Linked DNA regions of Homo sapiens: all the other regions are linked to region 1. A link is an interaction called in ENCODE POLR2A ChIA-PET data of the cell type or tissue named here. Cell type or tissue: MCF 10A. All regions are shown on one strand.

Region 1 (5,000 bases):
CTACAGATCTGCAGCTTGATGTTCATTTTTAATGATGCCTTTTGATTAGCAAGTTTTTAATTATAATAAAGTTTAATTGTTTAATGTTTTTATGGTTAATACTCTTTGTGCCTTGTCTAAAAAAATCATTGCTTACTCCAAGATCATGAAGAAACACCTATGTTTTCTTATTCTAGAAGCTTTATAGTTTTAACTCTTACATTTAGGCCTATGATGTATCTCAAATTAATTTTTGTATGTGGTGACAAAGGGGTTGATTTATTTCCTGTGGGCCAGCTTCCACCACCAGGGAGCTAGAATCAATTGTTTAAGTAGACTCTTGTGAACACCCCTGTCTTACTGAAAGAAGGAATATATCCAGGAGCATCACTCAGGCATTTAAGACCCTCTTTAAGACGATGCCAATTTACTTTTGCAACTTTGTAGATCATCACTTTCCTGTATGCACCAGATAATCCAGACAACTGGATTTTCCAACACTGTGTAATTCTTCATTTTATTCCTTATTTCTAGAATTTCCAATCCTTTTTCTTTATCTGCTGATATCCTACTTATCCATCAAGTCCTAACTCAAATGCTTCCTCTTTCATGAAGCCCATACTTATTTACCTGCCATATTTTGTCTAACAGTCTTGACTTTTCATATGCATCTTGCAAGGTTCTGTAAAGCAGGACTTTCTCTTATTAACCTTAAAACTACCTAAAGAAGTTAGTATGTCAAGTTTCACATAGTAGATGCTCAATAAAGAATTATTGAATTGAGTTTTATTCCAGGTTAAGGGTTTGGAAATATCATTTCGTTGTTGAAACTTTCCTCCACAACCTACCTTGTCGGAGATAAAATGCTTCTTATGCTTACTAAACAATTCACAGCAGGATGCAAGCAAACATGACATACTGGGAAAAGTTGTCCCTTACTAATAGAAAAAAAAAATCTCTTTAGAATTCCAACTCAGTAGACCAATCTGGAAACAATTAAAATTCATGCACTAAATATCACTATTGTAAGAGTGTGAGGACATTTTTAATCAGATATCAGTTAATCTACAGGTTTTTTTCTAGGTGTAAGAAAAGAAAAAGAAACCCTGTAGAAAAAATCCAAATTCCTGAGTTGTTTAAAATAAAATAATGTTATAGTTACAACATGCTTTAACTCACAGGTTTAGTAGTGCTGTCCTGTATTTTTGGTCTCTCACTTCAGCCTTACTTATAAAATCTTCCAGATAAGAAAATCACACATAAGGTTCTGTGTTTCTTCACTTCACTAAAAGCAAGTATATTTTCCAATGCCATAGCATTAAAGAAAACATTAGTTGATTAAAAGAATCTAGTCCTTTTACTAGCTACTGTCTTGGGTGCATGCAGTACAAACTAATCTTGGTTAAATTAAGGAAGAAAAAGCAAGGCATTAGCAGGGTACAGAATCTCTTAGAGAATCAATGAGAATGTTAAACACTTAGGCTTCAGAAAGGTCAGGAACACTGTATTTAGACCGAAGAAACTAATGGAATGTTTATTTGGGCAACCACCAATAAGATGAATCAGCTCCAACCCTTTGCTCACTGGTCTCTAGATTTAAATTCCCCGGAGAGAGAGATGGCTAGCCTGGCTTAGATTGCTTGTGCTGTGTCCATAGCTGGGGGAAGGGAAGGACACTGGGATGGACCATATGACAAGGAATGACGGGAAGATTTGCTCCTGGAGGAAAGACTGGGCACCAGTACCAGAAAAAGGGGGAGTGGATGGTGGGTGGTGAAAAACAACAGATGTCTTTTTAAACATCAGTGCATTGTCCCCACCCCTCCATGCTAAGAGTTTGCTCACACTTGGTCAAGAACAAATGTTTCCTGGTAATAAAGGGAATTTTGGAACTTCTAATAAATAATGGAGCATGTGCTTTTCCTGGCACATATTTTACTGTAGCTGCAAATAATGAATTAACTTATCTTTACTCATCAAAGTTGCCCACAAAATAAAAATACTTTTAAACACAAGCAATGATCCACATTTCTACCCCGTTCAAAGAAAACAGATACTCAAGGTAAGGTAGGATGGTGTCACAATAGCTTATTGCCATGTGCATTTGTGTTCTGTCACTTACAGGTGCATGAGGCCCATGATTAAGAGGACAGGGTTATCAGTGAGTTCCATGTAGGGGTTCAAAGGCCAGTACCCCTGCATCCCAACTGGGACAATTCTCCAGGGCCATTTCAGCTTCAGCAGAGCTTCCTGCAGGATTGGCTGTGGCCTTTGGTGAGGTTACATGACAGCAAAATTTCTCCCTGTACCTAATGCTAAATTTCCTTAGCTTAAAAACTTTATGATTTTATAAAAACAATAATGCTCATGCATATGTAACTCACCTGAATTTCCGTTTTTCTTTTCTGTAAAATGGGTCAGTGTTCGGCTCTAAGGGCTGATTGTTTAATAATAAATGTAAATTGTGCTTTATTACCTGTGAGATACTATATAAATATATTATTACTATATTTAAATAGTCTCTCCTTTTTCTTCAGGCAAAACAGAAATATGATGCCTCTCAAGATTCTATAGTAGTCATTGCCTCACTTATTCACCCACAGACTAAAAATATTTCCATGAAAGTGGATACAAAACTTGGCTGAATATTTGCTTGCCTTTCAAAATACTGGTTGTGCAACCTAAAAGCAATGTTTTAGGTGTAGCTGGTACATAAAAATCAGTTCTTGTTTGTTTAAAAGTATTTCCATGTAACAGTTACTTGCAAACAACTCACCCCCCAAAACCAACAAACCCAGTATCATTCATGGAAAGATTTTTTGTAACACTGTCATGCTATTGCATCAGCCTAGTATGCCGTCAGCACTCCTAGAATTTTGGAGATAAACAATATCACCCTTTGGGGTCCTTCCCAACTCAACATTTGTTTTAAATGAACACTAAAAATGTGACAAGAGACCCTCAGTTCATTTCACTTCAGCTGCTTCCACCTTCCCTATGTCCCATGCCTGCCTTCTCATCCACATAAAGTCACAATCTCCAAGCCTGTTGCAGAGTGCCTTTTAACTAACCATCCATTTTGCTCTTGTCCTTGTAAGTTACTGTGATGGTAAATTTTAGGTGTCAGCTTGACTGGCTTAAGGATTACCTAGAGAACTGGTGAAGTATTATTTCTGGGTGTTACCTGACCCCCCAAGCCATAAAGTTGAACATGGACAGCAGCACTCCATCTTCAAGTGGAAATGGTATATATATGATCAGATCTGAGCAGGTCTTGAAGGCACAAGTAAGTCGCATGAAGAAGTGGCCCAAATACCCTTGGTTCCTACTCCTGCCACCCTGCCTTCCCTCTCCCAGCCTGCACCTATGGCCTCGTGAGGAAGAGGAAAAGAAGACTGTGGACTGATTTATAGATGGCTCTGCACAATATGAAGGCACCAGCTGAAAATGGAGAGCTGCAGGACCATAGTCCCTTCCTAGAACATCCCTGAAGGACAGTGGTCAAGGGAAATTTTCCCAATGGGCAGAGCTTTGGCAATGTACTTTGTTATGCACTTTGCTTGGAAAGAGAAATGGCCAGATGTGTGATTATATACTGATCCATGGGCTGTAGCCAATGGTTTGGCCAGATGGGACTTAGAAGGAACATAATAGGAAAATCGGTGGTAAAGAAATCTGGGGAAGATACATGTGTATAGACCTCCATGAGGGGTAAAAGATGTGAATATATTTGTTTCTCATGTGAATGAATACTCACCAAAGGGTAAACTCACAAGAGGAAAACTTTAATAATCAGGTGGGTATGATAACCCAACGTGTGGATACCAGTCAGCCACTTTCCTCAGCCACCCCCTCGTTGGCCAATGGGCTTATGCACAAAGTTGCCATGGTAACAAGGATGGAGGTTATGCATAGGCTCAGCAACATGGACTTCTACTCACTAACACCAACCTGACTGCAGTCACCATTGAGTGCTTTATCTACCAGCAGCAGAGACCAACACTGAGCCCTCTGTATGGCGCTATTCTCTGGGGTGATCAACTGGCTACCTGAAGGCAGATTGATTACACTGGACTAGTTCCATCATAGATGGGAAGTGGTTTATCCCTACTGGAATAGACATTTACTCCAGATGTGGATTTGCCTTTCTTGTATGCAATGCTCCTGCCAAAACTACCATCCGTGAACTCACAAAATGCCTATTCACTAATCACGGTATTCCACTCAGCATTGCTTCTGACCAGGAAACTCAATTCACAGCCAAAGAAGTGTGACAATGGGCTCATGGTCATGGAATTCACTAGTTTTGTTATGTTCTCCATCATCCTGAAGTAGCTGACTTGCTGGAATTATGGAATGGCCCTTTGAAGTTACAGTTACAGCATGAGCTAAGTGACAATACTTTGCAGGGTTAGAACAAGGCTCTTCAGAAGGCTGCATATGCCCTGGATCAGCATTCAACATACAGTATTATTTCCCCCATAGCTAGAATTCATGGGTCTAGGAATCAAAAGATGGGAGTGGCACCAAAATGGGAGGAGCACCACTGACCATTACCTGCTAGAAATCCACCAGCAAAATTTTTGCCATCTGTTTCTATGATTTTATGTTCTGCTGGCCTAGAGGTCTTAGTTTCAGAAGGAAGATTATTTCCTCCAGGAGACACAATGATGAGTCCATTGAACTGAAAGTTAAGACTGCCACCCAGCCTCTTTGGCCTTTTTATGCCAACGAGCTAAGGAGACAGTTTCAGTGTTGGCTGGGGTGATCAATCCCGACTTCCAATGGGGAAGTTGGACCTCTACCCAACAATGGAGGTAAGGAAGAGTATGTCTGGAATACAGGAGCTCCCTTGGGGTATCTTGCATTATTACCATGTTCTGTGATTAAAGTCAATGGGAAATTACAACAACCCAACCCAAGCAGAACGAATGACTCAGACCCTTCAGGAATAAAGGCTTGGGTCTCCCAGCCATGTAACAAACCTTGATCAGCTGAGGTGCTTGCTGAAGGTAAAGGGA
Region 2 (5,000 bases), 57 kb after region 1:
GCCTATACCATCTTGTCTGGACAATAAGTCACTAATTAATAGTGTAGACACAATTCCTAGAAATAAATGTATTATTTGTTAAATTATCTTTAGGAGATGTGGGGTTGTCTGGAACATACAAATATACTAAATTACTTGTAGGGAATTGCTCATAACAAATGAGCTGAGATGCTGCTTGTTGTGAAACATACCACTTTACACAAATATGCTTCTAATCATGCATTGATATGTAACTAGAACAGAATTGACATATAGTAGGTGCTCAAGAAATACATGTTGAATGAATAAAATAATGGGTAAAAATTAAGGACTCTCATCCCCAATTTTATTTGATAATTCAGATGGTTTAAGTAAAGTTTAGATGGTTTGAAATAAATATCACATACATTTTTGCTAGATTTGCCTAGTTATTTCTTTTTCTGATTCTGAACACAGGAAAATCCTTTGTAAATCTGTAGTTAACACATCAAGAAGAAAATCTAAATGTGCCATAACATTGTACTAAACACCGGAGAGTTCTTGAAGAATGAATAATAAGGGTAGCTCCTGAGATCCCGAGACTTCATGCAGAAGAGATTGAGGAGCATCTGTGGTTTGGTGGATTGGTCCAGCTCAGGTCCAACCTTAGCCAAATAGTAATATTAATTAGCAGTAACTTCAGGATGACCTGAATCAGGGACTTCAGGTGGTGGTATGATCTGACCAACGGAGGACAGAGTTCAGACTGATGGCCCCTTCCCGGGAGAGTGCCCTTTGTTTTGTGAAAACACCAGGCTGCATGCAGATGCCTCTACAAGGAAGATAAGAATGTACCAAATGTACCATCTCACACCAAGCTTACATGCTTCTCCCAGTTGACCCAAATAACCCCCCTTTACTTCTGAGCTCTGAGGTTATCCCTGAGAAGTTGCTGCTATAACTCCTCATTGTTCCTCCTCTGTAATGTACTATTTTCCCTTTTCATCTCTTGAGGTGCATTTCCTTTATCAGGCTAGCAAAGCAGTCACAGCCCTTTTCTGAGTGGGCACCACTGTTGATCATCTCTTGAATCTCTTGTTCCGGGAGACAGCTGGGTCACCCAGAGCATTCATGGCCCCTTCCCAGGGACCTGATTTTCGTCCTTGACAGCAGACCCGAGCCAGAGGCTTAGTCTTTCTGCATTCCACTGCTGATGAGCTCCAGCATGAGAAATTAGTGGGGAATGGCACAGGCCTCTGTCTACAGACTTCAAACACTAACAGCAGATGAGGCCTGGTGTTGGTTAAGGGCCATTTGCAATTGCAACTCTTTGTCTCAGCTGTACTTTTTTATGTTTCACATTACCCATTCTGCTCCGCCTCCCTCTCACATTCCCTGGAGATGGATTGTGCAGGCAGACACTGTCTGCAGTACCTCAGTGGGAGATGGAGGCCTGCCTTCACATTGCACATGTGGTGTATTTTTTTTTTCAATGTGAGGAGGCTACAAGTGACCCCTCATCAGTTGGACATTATGCTATTTTTCTGCCATGGCAATAGGCAGGGCTCAGCCCTTAGCACTTTCTGTCTTGGCCCTCTTCTAACCAATAGTGTATTTAGTGAGCCTACAGTATCTACCTGAAGAATAGAGGAATTCGTTGTGCAAAGGCTGGGGTTTCATGCAGGAATCTCAACTGTTGAAATGGGAAAAATTCCCTAATCCCCCTTGCAGGGCGTGCCATGGGAGTGTGGCTTGCTTCTTTGGTGCCCCACAGCTCAAACCCCTAGGGGGATCATGCAGACGGGCAGACCAATTGTGGGGAATGTGGGCTCCGTCCTCAAGGCAGCATCTAGGGTTGAGTGTCTACAGCTCCCAAAGCCCCAGTGGACATGTGTTACTGTGTGCTCTTTCAGTTCAGCTGTCTGCAGGTGGCTTGTGTTAATCAGCTCAATTAGACCCTCTGCCTTATCGCAAAGGCAGAGGGCTTTCTCCATCCCAGTTTCTTGCCTTGGTGTACCAGAAAAATCAGATCACATGTGGGCTTGGAGGATAGGTGCAAGGTTTTATTGAGTGGAGGTAGCCCTCAGCCAGGTGAAAGGGAGGCCAGAAGGGGGACAGAGTAGGCAGTTGGTCTTCCCCTGGAGTCAGGCCGCCTAACATCCAGACTCTCCTCCAACTGCCCCTGACTGAATTTCATGTCGCCCCGTTGCTTACGGCCTGCCGGCATCTGCTGGTGTCTGTCAGTGTGCTCATCTGCTCCACTGTTCCTCTCAACATCCAGCTGCTTGTGTATGTGCCCACTAGGGTCTCAGGGTTTTTATAGGCACAGGATTGGGGGCATGGCGGGCCAGAGTGGTCTTGGAAAATGCAACATTTGGGCGTGAAAACAGGAGTGCCTGTCCTGTCCTCCCCTAGGTCTGTGGGCACAGGCCCGAGGGTGGAGCCCTCACCAGGGACCCTGCCCCTCTCTACCCAGCACTTCCCTGCCCTCCTCCCATATCAGTGAGCAGAGCCACACCAGAAACATATCTTTCGATGGACAACCACATTTCAGAGATGGAATGCTAAGTTCTGGATTAATTATTCCTTCATAGCCAGGGGAAAATGGACAGCTGCCTGCAGATCCTCCCAAGGTGGCTGGACTGAGTCTGTGGGCCAAGCTGCATGGCGACTGGGCTCAGTTGGTCAGAGGTCGTCTGAAGTTGTCAAAAGGATTTTCCCTTTTGACATATGCTGCTCCTTTCCTTACCTTACCATTTCCTAGAATTTTAGCTTGAAAAGTTCTTATGGAACTGCAAGGACATTTTGGGAATAAATTCTTAAGAAAGATACTCTCAGGTTGTGAGAAATGTGTTGGAGGAAGGGAAAAGTTAGCTACAGCATAAATATGGTTCATTTTACTGAAAAAAAGTCAATGTTACTCAAAGTTTTTTTTTTTCCATTTTGAAATAATGTTTTGAAACATGAGGATATATTATGGAGTCACATGGAGAACTTACCTGCATTTCAGTGATAAAACAGGATACTTCAACAGCTTTTAGACTTGACTTTAGGTTGAGTTGAGCTACATCCCCTGGGATGCTAGCCATTGTACCCCATCATAGGGTGCAGAAGCAGAGCACCAACGAAACACCTGGCCTGTGCCTCTTGAGGAATGACCAGCTCAGAGATGGGGACCTCTGTGGGGCTGATGGAGACTGGAGGTAGGAAAGAGGACCCACAAGAGAGGGGATATTGCTGTAATAAAGCACTAAGAAAAACATGAGAATGAGCTCATTAAAAGCTTATCACTTAGAGGTTGCATGTCTAGAAACCTGGCATAGGAGTTCACTAATGAATGGCTCTGTGTGCATTATTTCACAATGAAAATGATCAAGACTCAATCATGAAATGAATCTTTCACTAAATCTGCCTTTTCAGAGAGATTCTGGGTATAAAAGATGAGTCGGCATTATTATAGAATTCCATATAGGATGTGTAATATGTGTTTCATGATACCCTATATTATCTTCTTTAACCTCCAAGATAAGTAGGGACATAAAGCCACTTTAGAGATGAAGAAACTGAGGTTAAAGGGGTTAAGAAACTTGCTCAAGGTGACCTGGCTGGATATAGCAGAGCAGATACCATGATTCCAGTTTCCTTGTGTTTTTTTATCCTGCTTTTCTTCACTATTCTGCATAGCCTCAAACTAAAAAGTGCATGGCAATATGCTTCCATGGCATGCAACTTAGAACATCTTTCGCTTATTAAAGATATAAATATGAATTTGTATGAAGAATGCAGTGAAGAATTTAGAGATGCTAATAATTGTTTACTTGGCATTTTGCAATATATACGTGGAACTTAACAAGCTTTGAAACCTAGGTTTGCATCTAGGTCTAGGGTCTAGGTAAGACCTAAAAGTTTTTGCAACATTCTGCTTTCTCACAGAAATGCAGCTAGGATTTCCATTTGACACCATAATGTATTCTGACGTTTTAACATAAAATTTTCAAGACAAAAAAAAATCTTCAGGTCCTATTGACTTTTTTCAGTAAAATTTGTCCTTGAGGGCTTTTGTGTGTGAAATAAGCAGCCATTTACACTTGGGTAGAGGAGAGGGAGAAGAGCACGGTGGCCTCTTACCCTTGGAAACTATTGGAAGGAACCGCTCAAAGACATCCTATGTGCTGCTTTCAATGACTACATTGGGAGGGTGCTTTGCGTGGTCTAGAGTAGTAGGCCCTCCCACTTCCTTCTGTGCCAACAGCCATGGCTGGGATGCCCATCTCTACAGAGCTCAGATCTTGGCACCAATCTGTGGTCTGGCTACCAACCTACCACCTGCCCAAGTGACAAATGTAGCCTGAAGAGTAGAAATTGAGGACCTCAAAGCAAAGTATCAACAGAAGGTGGATCAGAACTCAACTCTGCTGATTTCTAGCCCAGTCTTGCCTTCACTTGGTTTTATGGTCCTCAGAGATTTAAAGCAAAGTGACCTAAACCCAAGAAATGTTCTTCCCTCCAAAGCAATGTCTGAGGATTAGCCTCTAAATTAAGAAATGTTCCTTCATTTGAAATAATCATTACAGCGGAAGGAGTCCTTGATTTGAACATGGATATGACACTCATTAAAAATTTCATTCTTTCTCCCTCTTTTTAAAATCTGGGTAAATCTGTTTCTCTTTACATTTCTAAATCAGAGGTTGTATGATAGATTTTTCATAAGGCTCCTCTTAGCCAATGAAACTTTCTCTGGCTCATTGTTATTGTAAAATTTTTTTTCCACTTAACATGCACTTATTTGAAAAACAAATCTTGAAATTTTGGCCATTAGGCTTACTGCCTATAAATTTGTCTGCTTGCAGAGACCCTCTCAGGGGTACCCTGCAGGTGCCAAAGTCCTAGCAGCTGTGGCAGTTACACACTGATGAATTTAGGGAATGGAATGGACTTCAGATCCAAGATGACCAATGAGATACACTTTACAACTCAAGCTGAAGCTTATGCTAGAAATTAAAAGGCCTTTATAGATGGCTTTTGTTTTCCCCCTGAGTCTT
Region 3 (5,000 bases), 100 kb after region 1:
TTCCTTCCTTTTGTTGCTCAGTTAACTCTTAATGATCCTTTAAATCTCAGAGTAAGCATTTGTTCGTCGGGGGAAGTCTTCCCTGACCTTGTAAGTAGCACGGATCCTGTACAGCACCAGTGCTCCTGCCTCAGCACGTGGAACACTGATTTATGACAGTAAGTCATTAATGTCTCTTTACTGCACTAGAGTTTAAACTCCACAAGGGCAGGGAGAATGTTGTCACCACGGTATCCCCAGCCTAATGCCTGGCACATGGTACTTAGACAATTTTTATTAAATGAATGAATGAATGGTGTTTTTAGATGGATATAAACATAAAAAACTTTTGCTGGTGTTGTGAACTGGTCTAAGCTATTTGGTTTTATGGAATAATTAAGTTCTTTAAAAAAATCTCAGTAGCCACCAACTTGCTGGAGGTCATGGGGTTGGTCACTTCCATTCAACCTCGTTAACAGGTTATGACAAAACCAAGTCTCAGATTACATTTGCGCACACAAAAATCACACAATCAGTGTTGTCAACATGATGGTTTTGTAGACCTTTGTGCTTCTTGATTATCTGAGAAAACTGCTTGAAAGTCATGACCTAGACAAATCCAGGAGTATCCTTGAGTGGGATTAATCCATGTATGACGTTTGGAGAATTTTCCTCAGGTTGTAACAACTGAGCTGTTCAGAATTCCAGAGCTCTCTGGACTTTCCAAACTCAGACACTACCTTAAAGCAAAACCATCAAAGCCTATGGTTTTTTAGGCTCCTGATTTATTCCTTTATCCTGGAGTATCACTTTCGTTAAAGCCCAGAATTCTAAGAAAATATAGTGCAATAAAGAATAAAGCAGTTCTTGTGTACACGTGATTATTGTAGAAATAAAGCAAAAAAAATAGAAAGGAACTTCCCTCATTAAAAAACAAAGTTGAAGTCATTGTTCCCTAGCCATATAATAGTCACTCAAAACAATTCAGATCATTGTGATTTATTGTGAACATTCCCCGAGCACCTGAAGGCTGAGCTTCCCTGTGCCTTTAATGAATGAGTCATTATAACTTGTTTGTGTAATACAGAGAGGAAAACAACAAGCTCATATCTCTCTCACACAAATGATAAGGTGACACACACTTAATCAAAATAAAGGACAAATAATTCAGAGGTCAGTTTTCAAAGGAATTTTGAGCAGTGTTCTTTTCAGTTAACAGAGAAAATAAATTTCAGGAAAAGGATATAATAATCATTCAAATTAGATTAATGGTCCAAAACTGGGGGTGATTTTGCACCCTTAAGGGACATTTTTTGGTTGTCACCACTGAGTGACGTCTGGCATCTATTAGGCAGAGACCAAGGATGTGGCAGCTTAGCATCCTACAATGTACAGGACTGCACCTCCCACCCCACCCACCCACTCAGCAAGGAACCCTGGCCCAAGATGTCAATAGTGACACCCCTGAGAAATCCTGGGTTAGATCATAGATGAGGAACGGGTGAAGCTGGGAAGGACCTGCAGATCATTAGATCTGCAGATCATTAGATCTGCAGATCATTAGAACTATTCTGGGTGTCAAGAGACAGTGACTAATACAAGTCACCAGATACCTGTAAGCTGAGCTAAGCCTAAGTTTTTTCTATTTCACCATACTCTTATTATCGACTACATAATCTCGTTTTGTGTCCTTGACGACATGTTGAAAATAAATGAAGGGTGAATTTTATAGTAAGCTGAGGCATTCAAGGAAACAAAGATTTAAAATGTAGCTGATTTTTGAAGTGGGTATTGTAATTTTTATACTTGTCTTTAATACAATCTTTCCTAATTATTTTATTATTCTCTTCTCCTCCATCTTCTTCTTTCCCCACCTCCCCAGTAGTGCTTTCCATCCCTATCAGCATATGACCTTCCATATTTTTTAAGTTTATACAGATATAAAGACATAAACAGGCTGGTCATGGTGGCTCACACCTGTAATCCCAGTGCTTTAGGGGATAAAGGTGGAGGGATTACTTGAGGCTAGGAGTTTGAGACAAGTCTAGACAACACTACAAGATCCTGTCTCTACAAACAAAAAATAATTTAAATTAGCTGGATGTGGTGGCACATGCCTATGGTCACAGCTACTTGGGAGGCTAAGGTGAGAGGCTTACTTAAGCCCAGGAGTTCAAGCCTGCAGTGATTTATGATTGCACCACTGCATCCCAGCCTGGGTGACACAGCAAAACCTTGTCTCTAAAAAGAGAGAGAGAGAGAAAGGATATAAACACATATGTATTACACATATTCCCACATACATTTCTGGCATTTTTGTTTTATAAGTATGGATTCATGTAACACATAATTTCCTACAACTTGCTTTTGTCATTCAAAAATATTTCCTGAGAAGTCTTTTCAAGACAACCATTATAACTTTCTTTCTTCATTTAACAGTGCTTGTCTACCATAATTTATTTCATCATTTCCCTATTGATGGACATTTATTTTTATATTTTATTTTATACTTACTGAAACATGGTAAAATAATATCCTTTTGAAAATATCATTATGTCCTGGTGTTTTTATTCTTATAAGACAGATTCTTAGAAGTGAGATTGCATATTTGGGAGATCCCAGGTGAACCTAGAGGTAAGAGAAGTATCTTGATTAAAACTAGAAACTCTAAGGCTGGTGGTGGTGGCTCACGCCTGTAATCCCAACACTTTGGGAGGCCAAGACAGGTGGATCACTTGAGATCAGGAGTTCAAGACCAGCCTGGCCAACATGGCGAAACCCTGTCTCTACTGAAAATAGGAAAATTAGCTAGGCATAGTGATGCATGCCTGTAATCCCAGCTACTTAGGAGGCTGAGGCAGGAGAATCACTTGAACCCAGGAGGCAGAGATTGCAGTGAGCTGACATCACACCATTACACTCCAGCCTGGGTGACAGAGCGAGACTCCATCTCAAAAAGAAAAAAAAAAAAAAAAAAGAAAAGAAACTCTATAAACGGGAAGATGGATGTTTTAAATTAAATGACACTTGATTTTTAAATTAAAACTTTAAATAAAATTAAATTTACTAAATTAAGTTAAAAATATGTGTGGAAAAATATGAGCAATTTCAACAATGTGTACTTTGGGGAAATGTTTATAATGCAAATAGTAGGCAAGATAAATAATTATTATAATATCCAAATAGCTTTTATTAATTGCTAGAAAATTGAGTAAAGAAAAGTTACATGCAACTCATTGAAAATTATATGCGAATGGCCGCCAAACACATGAAAATATGCTCAAATTCTGTAGAAGCCACAAACCAGCAAATTAAAGTAATGATGTGCTATGACTTTGTACTTACCACACTACCAAAAAATTAAAAAGAATCATAATACTTACTGCTGGCAGAGATGTGATAAAAAAGGATGTTCTCATATATTTCTGATAATAATGCAAATTGCAAGCCAATTTGGAAAACAGACTGGATTAATTTTTATGAATTTTTATCTGGTCACAGAAGCAACTGCTGTTAAAGTGGTTTGGGAAAAGAACAGCTGAAAGAGGTTTCTTTGGCAGCTTAAAATACTAGTGGAACAGCAAAATAAGAGTGAAAAATAAGCTTCAATCAGTATGCACACTTTAACTGCCCAGTGGACAATTCTACCATATCATTCAAGTCAGATATGCAGTAGTTATATCTCTTTCCTGAATTTCTGGATGGTAGTAGAGTGAAGTCTTGGGGAAATCATGGTGGGGAGAGCGTGTCTGATATGTGGATTCCTAAGCTGTGATTCAAGCTGGATTCCAGATACACCAGAATTAAATGCTGGCATGAAAGGGACAAAGCTATCAAGTGCTTGAGGATTCTAACTGTGGCTAAATCTGAAATCAGCTGGTGATAGAAGACACAAAGGCACAGGTAGCAGGGAGAGGATGAGTCTGGAGCAATTCTCATGTCCAGGATACCATCCTTAAAGCCTGGCAACCTGGCCAAGCCTGGGCGGGCCATGTCCAATGAGGGAGGGTGTCCTGGGTGAGAAAAAAGCAAATTCATAGTCTGCACAGGGGATCCGTCTCTTTTTGTTCCTCACTTCTCTTGGTCCCTAGACTCACCACCCTAAATCATGTCTTTGAAAGTCAAAAGAGAAGGAAGAGAGCTCAGGTCCCAGAGGACTAGAATGTGTATCAATTGAAACTCTGCATTGTAACTAATTTCAACTCAAATGAGTACAAATACCGGTAGAAATTATCTATTAAGCCTGTAGCAGAGTGAAGATATTATGGAAACAGTCTCCAAATTTAGGTTTGTCCTAAATTTAGGTTCTCTTATAAATATAAATATAAATGTTCTCTTAAGAACAATAGAATGGGCTATTTTCCACTGGGATCATTTCAGAACATCTGAGGAATATAATCACTATGAATATGTGGGGAAATGTAATGGCAAATTAAGTTTCAGGTCAACTGGGATGAGGGGATAGGATAATCTGTAAGTCCTTTCTCACTCTCTACTTCCAGGCCCAGATGCCAACCTCACCCCTCCCAATCTGGTTTGTAGCACAGGGGACAGGGCAGGCCACAGAACTGTAGAAGGAAGTGAGAGCCTAGTCTCTGTTTCCCTCATTCTTTTTCCCAATAACTGCTGAACAGCCAACACACCTGCCAAAATAATTTGAAAGAAGCCCGGCATTAGAGCAAGGTCTGAGCAAAGTGCAAACTAACAATGGGGCCCTAATATGCAAGACTGTCTAAGCAATCACTGAGATTTATGATATTAATACCCATGATTTTTCATAAAGGCAGCAGAAAAAGGCAGCAGAAGGTGTGCTTCCTACATGCGAGAGTGGAACTTGGCCCAGATCCCCAGTGTTGGCTCCTATAATCAAAGCCAGTAGGCAGCCTCCCCCAGGCAGAGACGAGTACAACTGCAGCCACCCATCCTGGGGTAACAAGGCACTCCTTCTCTGTCCATACTGTAACTATCCAGGCTCTATCACTTAGGTGAGAGTTGTGTTTAGAATGAAGATGTTAATAGTG

What was found. ChIA-PET counts read pairs that join two places held together with the same protein. Peaks named below come from ENCODE experiments on the same cell type or tissue, not always from the same donor. Only the 100,000 strongest peaks of a DNase experiment are listed, where the experiment ranks them.
Region 2: POLR2A ChIA-PET joins it to region 1 with 5 read pairs; 2 of 35 experiments call an interaction of 5 or more read pairs at or near these places.
Region 3: POLR2A ChIA-PET joins it to region 1 with 5 read pairs; 3 of 35 experiments call an interaction of 5 or more read pairs at or near these places.

Annotation. Positions count from the first base shown.
Region 1 is chr1:221,313,897-221,318,896 of GRCh38, forward strand. The region is part of intron 2 of LOC105372932 (a long non-coding RNA gene); the gene reads left to right. Among named protein-coding and RNA genes, the nearest start is that of LINC02817, 20 kb to the right of the region's middle. In MCF 10A, no CTCF peak of the experiment used is centred here; DNase peaks (open chromatin) are centred at 1,575 and 2,695.
Region 2 is chr1:221,370,592-221,375,591 of GRCh38, forward strand. The region is part of intron 2 of LOC105372932 (a long non-coding RNA gene); the gene reads left to right. Among named protein-coding and RNA genes, the nearest start is that of LINC02817, 37 kb to the left of the region's middle. In MCF 10A, no CTCF peak of the experiment used is centred here; no DNase peak of the experiment used is centred here.
Region 3 is chr1:221,414,787-221,419,786 of GRCh38, forward strand. All of the region lies in intron 3 of LOC105372932 (a long non-coding RNA gene), which reads left to right. Among named protein-coding and RNA genes, the nearest start is that of LINC02817, 81 kb to the left of the region's middle. In MCF 10A, no CTCF peak of the experiment used is centred here; no DNase peak of the experiment used is centred here.